Regions from separate parts of the Mus musculus genome. Here regions 2 and 3 are each linked to region 1. Evidence: chromatin loops called from intact Hi-C (ENCODE). Cell type or tissue: heart. All regions are shown on one strand. Region 1 holds the start of Fam83e (family with sequence similarity 83, member E). Region 2 overlaps Tmem143 (transmembrane protein 143). Region 3 overlaps Pnkp (polynucleotide kinase 3'- phosphatase).

Evidence for each region. Peaks named below come from ENCODE experiments on the same cell type or tissue, not always from the same donor. Only the 100,000 strongest peaks of a DNase experiment are listed, where the experiment ranks them.
Region 2: it touches region 1 in a loop (2.8-fold over the local background); 3 of 42 quality-filtered maps call a loop at or near these places.
Region 3: a loop joins it to region 1, with 3 times the contacts of the local background. A loop is called at or near these places in 3 of 42 quality-filtered maps.

Annotation. Positions count from the first base shown.
Region 1 is chr7:45,718,745-45,722,744 of GRCm38, forward strand. It overlaps Rpl18 (ribosomal protein L18), which reads left to right. Exons shown (of 6, transcript NM_009077.2): 2 at 509-595; 3 at 785-892; 4 at 1,176-1,274; 5 at 1,550-1,743; 6 at 1,970-2,091. The coding sequence ends at 2,045. Fam83e (family with sequence similarity 83, member E) reads left to right here and starts at 2,476. Exons shown (of 5, transcript NM_001033170.4): 1 at 2,476-3,910. The coding sequence starts at 3,437. In heart, a CTCF peak has its summit at 1,787; DNase peaks (open chromatin) are centred at 587, 1,187, 2,127, 3,017 and 3 weaker places; H3K4me3 peaks cover 2,047 bases; H3K27ac peaks cover 1,272 bases.
Region 2 is chr7:45,917,168-45,921,167 of GRCm38, forward strand. Tmem143 (transmembrane protein 143) reads left to right here. Exons shown (of 8, transcript NM_144801.2): 8 at 1-246. Emp3 (epithelial membrane protein 3) reads right to left here. Exons shown (of 5, transcript NM_010129.2): 2 at 3,122-3,237; 3 at 2,768-2,870; 4 at 2,151-2,291; 5 at 856-1,068. The coding sequence starts at 3,199. The coding sequence ends at 899. Among named protein-coding and RNA genes, the nearest start is that of Emp3, 2.3 kb to the right of the region's middle. In heart, a CTCF peak has its summit at 2,295 (motif pointing right); DNase peaks (open chromatin) are centred at 384, 2,094, 2,794, 3,544 and 1 weaker place; H3K4me3 peaks cover 1,145 bases; H3K27ac peaks cover 2,315 bases.
Region 3 is chr7:44,858,882-44,862,881 of GRCm38, forward strand. It overlaps Pnkp (polynucleotide kinase 3'- phosphatase), which reads left to right. Exons shown (of 16, transcript NM_021549.3): 4 at 842-921; 5 at 1,007-1,064; 6 at 1,196-1,303; 7 at 1,479-1,550; 8 at 1,982-2,030; 9 at 2,108-2,178; 10 at 2,266-2,358; 11 at 2,437-2,533; 12 at 2,619-2,680; 13 at 2,768-2,877; 14 at 3,313-3,400; 15 at 3,485-3,546; 16 at 3,618-4,000. The coding sequence ends at 3,741. Among named protein-coding and RNA genes, the nearest start is that of Pnkp, 3.7 kb to the left of the region's middle. In heart, a CTCF peak has its summit at 1,873 (motif pointing left); DNase peaks (open chromatin) are centred at 1,633, 2,130, 2,250 and 2,517; H3K4me3 peaks cover 405 bases.

The DNA.
Region 1 (4,000 bases):
TTGATTTGAAGGACGTAGTGTAAGGCTTTGTCACAAACACGTCTCCACGTCTAGAATGTACTGTTGGCTTCTTTTTGACTGTTTTTCAGATTGGGAGCTAGTTTTGAGAACATAAATAAAAGCTAACATCTTTACAGGGATCTGAACTCTCATCCATACTGGGCCCAGAACCAGGGCCTTCACATGCTAAGCAAGAGCTGAGCTCTAAGGGACTCTGAGCCAGCAGCCGCTTGTCTTGTGCAGCTCAGTTTTTACACCGAGACAGTGTTTCAATGAGTTTCTGGACTCTGGGAGGAATGGTCCCAAGCCGAGACAAAAACATCACTTGTGTGTGTTAAGTGAACTTGTCAGGGGTGGGACATGTCTTCTTCCTCTAGTTTGAATCCTTTGAGGTTTGAATTGTCGACTAAGTAGCCTAAAAGTTACAGGTACGAACAGGTATAGATATCATCAAAGATATAGGGCAGTGGTTCTGACAATTGGCTCTATGGTGGTTCACCTCCCTCAGGGTGTTGACATTCGCCACAACAAGGACCGAAAGGTTCGGCGCAAGGAGCCCAAGAGCCAGGACATCTACCTGCGGCTGCTTGTCAAGGTAAGCCCGGGGTGCTACGCCATCTTACAGCTCCCAAAGTGAGTGGGGTGGGGAGAGGGGGGAGCCTGGACACAGTGCCCCAACCCCCCACATCACCAGGAGTTGAGCGGGATGGGAGAGCTGTGGAAGGGTCCTGGCTTGGGGGTGGCGCAGGCAGTCCCATGCTCAATCTTTTCCTTTCCCTTGCAGCTGTACAGGTTTCTGGCCAGACGGACCAACTCCACCTTCAATCAGGTTGTGCTGAAGAGGTTGTTCATGAGCCGAACCAACCGGCCACCTCTGTCCCTGTCCCGCATGGTTAGTAGTCAGCCAGAGGGCGCTTCACATGTTTGGGGGCGGTGGGGTAAGGCCAGCAGAGGATGCGGGCCTCTGTGCTTTGGTCTTTTTCTACCTGGGGATTTCTCTGACCTGGGTCACTTCTGGGGTTGGAAAGAAAGATTTCAACAATCAGTCATAGCTGGCAAGCTCTTGGGGCCCTGTCACTGGGGGGAGGTCGGCCTCAGCCAGTGGAGGTCTTGGCTGTTTGGTCTTCCCGGTGACAGCTTGGCACAGAAAGACTTAACATGCTTGCCCCCATCAGATCCGAAAGATGAAGCTTCCTGGCCGCGAGAACAAGACTGCCGTGGTTGTGGGGACGGTCACAGATGATGTGCGGATTCTGGAAGTTCCCAAGCTGAAGGTAAGTGACCAGCATGGGCCAAAGGGACATGTCTCCAGTCAATTAGGGGGCTTTGCTATGTGCCAGTGGCACCCTGCCATGGGAGCTGTAATCAAAGCTGCTCTTCGTTGTGTCCCCTCACCACTGCAGAATGATGCTTTGGAGTCTGTTTGCCCTGAAAGCATTGAGGATGCTTGCCATCCACTGGGGAGACTTTAGTGGCAGTTGTTTATCAGGGTCTGCTACCGGGGGTGGGCCGTGACAGTCCCCACAGCCTCTGGTGTGTGCCTTCTCAGGTGTGTGCACTGCGGGTGAGCAGCCGGGCCCGGAGTCGCATCCTCAAGGCTGGGGGTAAGATCCTCACCTTTGACCAGCTGGCCCTGGAGTCTCCCAAGGGCCGGGGCACTGTGCTCCTGTCTGGTCCTCGGAAGGGCCGAGAGGTGTACCGACATTTTGGCAAGGCCCCAGGAACCCCACACAGCCATACCAAGTGAGTATCAGAGCTTTGGCTTCAGGTAGTTGTTACCCATAGTGGCCACTAGGATGTCAAGTTCACTTGGGTGGGGGGTGGTCACAAATCTGGGCTAGCCAGGGCCTCTGCCACTTCTGAGGGGTGAGTGGTTATTGCGAAGGCTCTCAGAAGGTTTCCAGTATGACAGGAACAGGTCCTAGTGCCAATGAGCTGGACTTCTCTAACCTCCCTCCTTTCCCCACAGACCCTATGTCCGTTCCAAGGGCCGGAAGTTTGAGCGCGCCAGAGGCCGAAGGGCCAGCAGAGGCTACAAAAACTAACCCTGGATCTTAACTGTTAATAAAAAAAACATTGGATGATGATGGTCCTCTGTGTTCATTCATGAAGTTGGAAAGGGGCAGGGTGGGATGAGGGCCACTAGTGGTGACAGCATTTGATTGGAAGTCAGCACAGACCCATTTTTGGGGAAGGGGGTGGGGCCTGCTCTGGGACCTGCCCTGCACCTGGGCAGCCCCTGCCTGTGCCCGAGCCCCGCCTGCTGGGTGTTGTGTTCACCTGTTTCCTCCTAGGATTAGCTTTTCCCAAGACCTTGGTGTTGGGGGATGTGGGGCAAGGCGTGGGAACAGGTGAGGCCCTGCCTGGGCCAGTCTCTGAGCAAGATGCCTAGTAGTCCCTCCCCCTCTGTTTGCACAAGGGGCTGTGTCCTGACAATTGCTCCCCGTTGGGTGGAGAGCTGCTCAGGAGGAAGTCGGAAGCTCCTGAGCTGGCCCTCAGACCGGGCCGAAGCCTGGGGTCTGTAGGTGGGGGGCCTGGCCTTCTGGATCGCGTGGTGCCAGTTGGCTGGAACCTAATTCAGCTTCACAGGTCCATAGTTCCTGTCCAGGAAGTAGAGTACAGCTTGGAGACTAAGGTTGGCAAGAAACCCAGGCTAGGTTCTCAATCGATCGGAGGACAGTACTCATGGCTGCTAACATCTCGGACTGGTTTTGAGGCTCACAGCCAAGGTAGACTTCAGACTTCAATACCTTGAAGATCCTCACTGAAGGAGACTGGCAAGTGTCTGGGGAGGAGTTGGGGGAGGGGGCAGGGGATAGGTTCTTTCTGACCCTATGACAGGCAGAACTGGGAGAGAGATTAGCCTGTGGGAGCTGGGGTGGTGGGCAAGAAAGTTTACTCAGACTCAGAAACTGCCTCTCCTGCTGTCCTACTGAGATTAATCTCCATGCAATGAAAGGGAGGAAAGAGTGGGTCAGATACCATAGATAAGCCAAAGTGGCAGGCAGTCGAGCCATTGGTCACAAGCAGTAGGGTGACCAAGGACAGGCAAGCAGCCATTTAGCAGAAAATGCTTAGGCTGATGGCCAGACCTGTCAGGGCAGCCAGGTCATCCTGACAGGCCTGGAACAGCCAAGAACCACCTAAAGCTGCCGTAGCTCCAAGTCACAGGTGGTCCTGCGGTTTGGCAGAGGCAAAATGGGAGATGGCTGACTGGCAGGTAGTCAGCAGGCACATGTGATCAGATCCATGGTGTAAGGGTATGGAGAGTCTGTAGGGACTGAGTCGGGCACCTTCAGGGAGCTGTGTGGATGTTTACAGACCTACCCTGGGGGCTTTGGGTGGCCGCATAATATCACAGGACCCCAGATGGTCTATCTCCAAAAGCCATCTAGACCCTCCAGGACCTGGCCTCTGGAGGCCTTGTGTGGTTTGAATGGCAGCCTCCCAGCTGGCCGCGCTGGAAGGAGAGGAGTTGGGGGCTGGCGAGCCAGCCCTAACGAAGGCCAGCCCTGCCGTCTTGTACTCTGAGGGCCAGCGGCTGGCACTCGAAGCCCTGCTGAGCAGTGGCGAGGAGACTTTCTGGGCCTGTGTGCAGCAGGAGAGGTTGCCCCCCTTTCTGAGTGCAGATGAGGCTCAGGCCCTGGCTACGGCTGCTGAAGACTGGCTAGTACCTAGCCAGGAGCCTGGTGCAGCAGGCACGGGAACAGCCATCACCGATGGGGACGTGGGCAGCCTGACCTACTGGCCGAGGCAATCTGAGGAGCCGGCACCCCTGCTGCGGCTTGGCTGGCCTGAAGACACTGCCTGGAAGGGCATCACCCGGGCGCAACTCTACACCCAGCCACCAGGCGAGGGCCAACCACCCATTAAAGAGTTGGTACACCAGGAAATCCAGGCTGCTCGAAAGGTGGGTGTCCCCGCCTCCCCTCCCCTTGACCGGTACCTAGGCTTTTCCCCATACCCTCCTGGAATTTGCAAGGCTGTACACGTGCTCCTC
Region 2 (4,000 bases), 200 kb after region 1:
AATGTCTGGAGGAACCTCTTCAGACCCCACGTAAGATGAGCCATCTGTTCTGCAGCTCATCTGCTCTGGTTGGAGGCACTGGAAACTTCATGCCCCAAAGAAGAATTGCAGGATTCCACCCCAAGATCACTCCAGCCCAGGCCCCAGCAGGCTCCGTGGCCCGCTCTGCCTCGCTGCAGCAATCCCCTTAGTCTGGGTCTCCCTGTCTGTGCACCCTCTTCCAAAGGAATAAATCATGCTTAATAACTCTGGAGTAGTGTGGCTGCAGGTCAAGGGGGGTTGGGAATCACAGTCCTGGAAAGAGGGTGTGGCTGGGTCTGAGACTCGACCCTTAGAAGCAAGCACTCATGCCTGAGCAGAGTTTTGCCTGCGAGAGTCTGGATCCCAAACAGGAAGGGCAGGAGGGCAGATTGATCACCACGCAATGGCGGGCAGCCAGAAAGTAGGTGCCTGGGAAATCTAGCTGGTACCCCTTGCCTGAGAGTAGAGGAAGGTGTCATATTGGCTGTAGAGGTGGCCTTTGTTGGTGAGGGAAGGGTTAGGTTCTACAATGGAGGGGAGAACCTTTTGCAATAGGAAACAGCCAGTCAGTAAGTGTCTGGGTCAGAGAGGAGGGACGGGAGAGACCATCAACTCAGAATGCACGGCAGCCTGGGCTCCTCTAAGAGTGACACCACAGAAGCCGGAGCAGGGAGAGGGACTGACACTAAGCTCCACTGAGGTATTCCGGGAGGAGAGGGGCGCCCTGGGGAAGCTGGCTTCAGCCAGTGTCCCAGGGCACAGCGCCTGGGAGTTGAGCTCTGGATGAGGCCGGGAGAGGACAGGTGTTGTTAAGGAAGGAAGAGGAGCCGAGTCAGGCTCGTGGTTAAATGAATTTATTTTCTAGGGGACACAGTGCTCATTCACGTTTCCGCAGGTGGATGTAGACAGTGCCGCTGACCAGAGCGAGTGGAAAAGCCACCCAGGCCAGGGCGAAGCAGTAACCGAAGCTGCCCCCACTCGGGTGCTTGGCCAGGATCTCCTCGGTGTGGATGGCATAGATGAGTGCCCCGGAGAACACAGCTGCACCTGCGGGACCACCAACAGCAGTGTGGGGCTGGGTGCACAGGAGGCCGCACTGTCCTAGGTCCTCCTCAGTGGCCTCCCAGAACCACTACCACCTCTGGTCCCTAACTGCTCATCTGTGAAATAAGGCCATGGACAGCTGTGTATCCATGGAACCTTTTTGAGTTTTTCATGAGCCAAAAATGCAAGCATGAGATAAAAATGAAGGGGGTTCTCTGGGAACCCAGGAAGATGTTTTCAAAACCACCATGATTAACTCAGCCCTTTGCAACCTGGAACCAAAAAAAATTAAAAAAGGAAAAATAGACCTGTGCTTTCAGATCTCATTGACCTCCCCTCACCCCCACACTGTCTCAAACCTCAATTTATTTGACCTTAAAAAAAAAAAAGTGGGGCCAGGCGGTGGTGGCGCACGCCTTTAATCCCAGCACTTGGGAGGCAGAGGCAGGTGGATTTCTGAGTTCGAGGCCAGCCTGGTCTACAAAGTGAGTTCCAGGACAGCCAGGACTACACAGAGAAACCCTGTCTCGAAAAACCAAAAACAAAACAAAAAAAAAAAAGTGGGACATAATGGCCCACCTCTGCTCTCTCAGCTACCCAGGGTGCTGGGGCATGAGGATAGAAAGTTCAAGGTCAGCTGGGACCATTTATCCAACCTATTTCCAATAAAATAAATAAAAAGAGTTGAGAGCACATGCCTAGAATCCACCAGTGTGGAGCTGGGCACATGCCTCAGAGATGAGAGTCCGTCTGGCACGCCCCGTGTTATAGCCCCGGTATTGGGAGAATAGAAAACAAACAAACAAAACGACTTCTTGAACAGGTGCCCAAGAAACCACAGTTGGCGGATATGATGCAGAACATTCCTTCTGTGGATCCTTTAGCTGCCCCCATCCCTGGAACCCAGCTCATTTACCACCACTGACTTCTCAAGCACTGGCTCACCGCAGAGCCTCTAAGGCACACAGCTCCACTCTCCCTCTCCTGTGGGGGCCATGGAGGCTGCTCTCAGGAGAGGGCTGGGAGCCTCCAGTGGCCCGCTCCCATTCCTCGCCACCGTTCCCCAAGCTGGGGGAAGTGCTTACTGGTGCAAAGCTGGCAGAGGCCGGTAGCGTAGAAGAGCCCTCCGCGCCGCATGGTGTAGAGTTGGAACATGAAGAGGATGAAGGACAGGCAGCAGAGGATGAGAGACAGCACCATGAGGGCCTGCACTGCCTTCAGCCAGCCTACAGGGGGCGACACAGGTGAGGTCACAGCTGGAACCGCTGTTCCCACTGGCTGGACTCTACTCACTGTAGGTTCAGCCAGGCAAGCTTCAGAGATGTCCGTGTTACAAGGATTACAAGGGTTACCAGGGAAACATCTTACTGATGAGCCCCATCCCCACACTCACTGGCGGTCACTTCGAATCCTGAAAGGAGGCAGGCCACTCCATCTCTTAGAACTCTGGCCTCTCCCTATTCTCCCTCCCACATCACAACACTCGCTCCATTTCTTTACAACTCTGAAAAGTCTTCTCAGAATTTAGGGAGCTTTCTCCCCTGTTCCTTAAGCTACAGCATGTGGCTCCAACCTCTCTGGATTTATTGGTGCCTTTCCATCCAGACAAGCTGCCTATGGCCACCCCAGGTGCTCATAGCCTAGTCTAGGCTCCCAACCCTGGCCCTGGCAGGCCTTCCCCTGCCCTCAGCCATATGCTCACCATTCTCACTGACGTTACTGCAGGCCCATGTTTGAGTGGTGGTGTTCCACGTGCAGTCATACCACAGGTTCAGGGACTCTTTGTCTGGGAGAGTCCACCAGGACTGGAAGGGACAGAGACCGGGGAGGGTGAGGTGAGACACAGGACAAAAGATGTCAGGGAGAGTGGGGATGACTCCTGATGGCCAAATGCATGGGCTAGGCCAGGGGAAAGTACACACGCAGAAGTAAGAGTAGGGAAGGGGAGGAGTGGGGAGGAGGAGGCACAGAGGTAGGGAGGAAGGGAAGCAGAGGCAGGTAGGTGGGGTCTTAGAGATGGGCTATATCTGGGGTTCCCAGTGAGCTGGAAACTTACCTTGTCCAAAGTGGCCACAAAAAGCAAGACAAGAATGAGGATGTGGAGGGCAGAGACCACCAACAGGAGGAGTGACATGGCTGCCAGATGTCTGGCTCAGGGCAGGAGAGGCAAGCCTGCAAAGGGTGGGAGCACTCAATCCTAGGGGAGGAGGGCTGGAGAATGGCTTTCTAAATCAGAGAGGAGGGCCAGGGAGGTAGGGAAGTCTCTGGTGTGAGGGAGAAGGGGAGTAGGCCGAGCAGTTCCTCCCTGGGGAGAAGGGCAAGCCAGGGGACTCCTGCTCTTGGAGGCGGGCAGAGACTGTCCTAGATGGACTTTTGGGAGACAGAGGAACGGGCAGGACTAACAGTGAGCTGGTGCATCTTCAACACTCTGTCCCTGGGCCGTGTGGGTCTCCATATGAACCATCAGGAGCAGGAATTGCCCCCGGGACAGGCATCCTTGACTCACTGACTCTCTTCTTTCTCCTGGAGTGAGTCACGAGTGACTCATCCCCCCTCCCTCCAACACCAGGGAAATGCCAGCCTCTGGCTGAGTCTCTGGTCCTCACCCGACCTGACTGCAGACCCCGGCTCTAGACACTCAGGGAGGTGGATTTGCAGCAGGGAGGGTGTGGTCTGAGTGGAGAGACCACCTCCTACCACCCTTCAGTGTCCAGAGAACTCAGCCAGCCCTGGGAGCCCTCCTGCACCCCTTCATCTAAGAAGGGAGTGGAAGACCCCAGGGAGAAGCCACAGGACATTCTTCATGGTGGGCTCTGTTGGGACAAGTCTCATAGACAGCTCTAAGCTCTCCTGTATTCCCACTACAAAGGCTGAGAGATCAGTTCTTCAATTACCAGTCTCCTCTGGAGCTAAGAGTGGAGGGTCTCTTCCTGCC
Region 3 (4,000 bases), 860 kb before region 1:
GCCGCCACCACTGAGGTACAGGGTACAGGTCAGGCCCTGTAATCAGTGGTGACCTTTCTTGGATCACTCTGAAATGAGGCCACAGAAAATTCACGGCCTAGTTTCCTGTGGCCACTCAGCCAACAGTGAGGTTTGTTTTTTTAAGAATTGATATGACCTGGCACTCGGGAGGCAGAGGCAGGCGGATTTCTGAGTTCGAGGCCAGCCTGGTCTACAAAGTGAGTTCCAGGACAGCCAGGGCTATAAAGAGAAACCCTGTCTCGAAAAAAAAAACAACAACAACAAAAATCAAAAAAAAAAAAAAAAAAGAATTGATATGAGCCTGCATGATTTTCTGTGTACTGTATGCAGGTGGCTGCAGAGGCCACAGAGCATTGGGTGCCCTGGAGCTGTAGTTACAGGCAGTTATGGGCCATCTGACATTTGTGTGCTCCTAACCACTGAGTCTAACCACTGAGCCATCTCTCCAACTCTTCCAACAAAGCCCTTTGCTCCTTCTGGGCTGTTAGTTCTCCAAGGAGATGCTCAGAGAAAAAGGATTTGTGAGACACTGGTTCCTACTAAAAAAAAAAAAACAAACAAACTGGAAGTGGAGGGCAGAGGACACAGAAGGATAATACTGGTATTTAAAGGCTGGTGTCTCCAGGTACACGCCTTCAGTCCCTATACCTGGGAGGCAGAGGGAGGCAGATCTCTGTGAGTTCAAAGCCAGTCTGGTCTGTAGAGTGAGTTCCAAGACAGCCAAGGCTACACAGAGAAACCCTTGACTTGAAAAGGAAGACAGTAAGCCTGTAAGGAAGGTCAGAGGTGACAGTATTGTTGTCCCTGTTGGTGATACCAGGTGGCTGCCTTTGACCTAGATGGGACCCTCATCACCACCCGCTCTGGAAAGGTCTTCCCCACTAGCCCTAGTGACTGGAGGTGAGGTGGGACATGGGAGGCGGCTGGGCTGGGTGCCCAGAGTTCTTTAGATCACAAGTCACCTGCTACTTCCCGTCCACCTTAGGATTCTGTACCCAGAGATTCCAAAGAAGCTCCAGGAGCTGGCTGCTGAAGGCTACAAGGTGTGTGGGTGTGGGAGCCTGTGTGTGCGTGTGTGCGCGTGTGTGTGAGTGTGTGTGTGTGTGTGCGCGGACACATGCATACACATGCCTGGGTTGAGACAGGGCTCCAGTGTGTCCCTGTCTGTCCCCAGTTGGTAATCTTCACCAACCAAATGGGCATCGGGCGAGGCAAGCTGCCAGCAGAGGTGTTCAAGGGCAAGGTGGAAGCTGTATTGGAGAAGTTAGGGGTCCCATTTCAGGTACGGCCAGAAGGGACACTTAGGGACTATATGGGACAGAGACCCAGAGAGAACGTGCCAATGCATCGGGGGTGGGCGGGGGGAAGCCTTGGCTGGGATCATGCTGACAGGAGCTGTTCTCTGAGATCCCAAGGGGACAGGCACTAAGAACACTGTGGCCTGGCTACCTCCATAGGTGCTGGTGGCAACACATGCAGGTCTAAACCGAAAGCCAGTGAGTGGCATGTGGGACCATCTGCAGGAGCAGGTGAGCGCCCTCCTGCCTTTTATACTGTCTGTCCCAGCCTTCCCCTCACCACACGGGTGGCCACTGGAAATGCCTAGAGGTGCTGGGGGCACGGGGTAACCAGGTCCAGCCTCTGTGAGGTCCTAGGCAGTGTTAGGTAAACAGAGATGCTCAGGGCTAAGGGGGAGGGTCTGGTAGGTAGCAGGGACATGGGAAACAGGCTGAGAAGGAAGTGGCCCACAGATAGGAGCTTACAGATCCAGGAAGGCCCACCTTGATTAGGGCCACAAGTTGGAAGAGCAGGCAGTGTGGGCTGCTGCAGGATGTGCGCCCTCTGGAGGCAACTGGGGGAGCAAGCGAGACACTCAGCAGCAATGCCCTGGTGTGTGGTCCAGCCAGCCCCTCTGCTGTCCCATCCTGTGGGCTGGACTTCTCACTGCCTCTCTCTGTAGGCCAACGAGGGCATCCCCATCTCGGTAGAGGACAGTGTCTTCGTGGGAGGTAAGAGGCGCAGGCTTCTAGGGGTTCAGGAACCCTCTCAGAGCTCAGTGTTGGACAGGGTTGCCCTTCCCTTACAGATGCAGCAGGGCGCCTAGCCAACTGGGCACCGGGGAGGAAAAAAAAGGATTTCTCTTGTGCAGACCGCCTGGTAAGCCTGGTGTCTGTGCCCCGCCCTGTCCGTGTGACACCCTCACTGCACCTCTGCACCCACCTAACCCCTGCGTTCCCTCCTCAGTTCGCCCTTAACGTCGGCCTGCCCTTTGCCACTCCGGAAGAGTTTTTCCTTAAGTGGCCGGCTGCCCGCTTTGAGCTTCCAGCTTTCGACCCGGTGAGGCCCAAAAGAGAAGGGGATGAGAGGCCCTTGTGAGCTCCCTGGTCTCACGCCCCCTTTTTGTTCCCCTGCCAGAGGACTATCTCCAGTGCTGGGCCCCTCTACCTTCCAGAGTCCAGCTCTCTCCTGAGCCCCAACCCAGAGGTGGTGGTCGCAGTAGGATTCCCTGGGGGTGAGATGCCACAGCCTGACCTCTGGCTCCCCCTGGCACTCACTTGGGTCCTAGGCACTAGCTGATGACTCTACTGCCCCCACAGCCGGCAAGTCCACTTTCATCCAGGAGCACCTAGTGTCAGCTGGCTACGTCCATGTGAACAGGGTGAGTGGGACTGCACCTCCCCTCCCCGCCACCGTTCAAGGATGGGAACTCCCCAGACTGACTTGTTATTTGCCCTGGGTCCCACAGGACACGCTGGGCTCGTGGCAGCGCTGTGTGAGCTCATGCCAGGCGGCACTGAGGCAGGGGAAGCGAGTCGTGATTGACAACACCAACCCAGATGTCCCAAGTCGGGCCAGGTACTGGAAACTCATGGTGGGCTCGGGAAGCACTGCGTGTACTAGGGGAACACTGCGTGTACTAGGGGAGCACTGAGTGTACTAGGGGAACACTGCGTGTACTAGGGGAGCACTGCACGTACTAGGGGAGCACTGCACGTACTAGGGGAGCACTGCGTGTACTAGGGGAGTACTGAGTATACTGGGGGAGCACTGCACATACTAGGGGAGCACTGTGTGTACTAGGGGAGCACTGTGTGTACTAGGGGAGCACTGCGTGTACTAGGGGAGCACTGCGTGTACTAGGGGAGCACTGCGTGTACTAGGGGAACACTGCGTGTACTAGGGGAGCACTGCATGTACTAGGGGAGCACTGCGTGTACTAGGGGAGCACTGCGTGTACTAGGGGAGCACTGTGTGTACTAGGCGTCAGTGACAGCTGTTTTGCCTCCACAGGTACATCCAATGTGCCAAAGATGCAGGTGTGCCCTGCCGCTGTTTCAACTTCTGTGCTACAATAGAGCAGGCACGCCACAACAACAGGGTGAGCCACTCTCCAGGCCCCATCCCACCCTAGCCCTCCCCTCATCTAAGCCTTGCACCCTCTGACTTTTGTGCCATTTTGCAGTTTCGTGAGATGACCGACCCTTCGCATGCACCTGTGTCGGACATGGTCATGTTTAGCTACAGGTTCGGGGGTTCTGGGGTTCTGGAGGGGGTGGGGGAGGTGGGGTACAGAGCCTCACACCCCCATCCCGCAGGAAGCAGTTTGAGCCGCCCACACTGGCTGAAGGCTTCCTGGAGATCCTTGAGATTCCATTCCGGTTACAGGAGCATCTGGACCCGGCACTGCAGCGACTGTACCGCCAGTTTTCCGAGGGCTGAGCCCTCAATAAACACTGGTGCCACTCTGTGCACAGCCATCTTGCTGGGGTTGTGGGAGGCAAAACAGGTGCCACGGCATCCTGCATTGAGCTTGGGCTTCCAAGTGGGCTCTTGTGTATCTGGCATACTTGGCCTGGGGGCTTGAGCAGCCACAGCCATTTTGTGGTGTGACTCACCAGCCAGCACCAGGTTTCAGAACCCAGTTGTGGGACACTGGACCCGAGACTGGAGTCTGGGGATGTTAAATTTGACCAGGTAC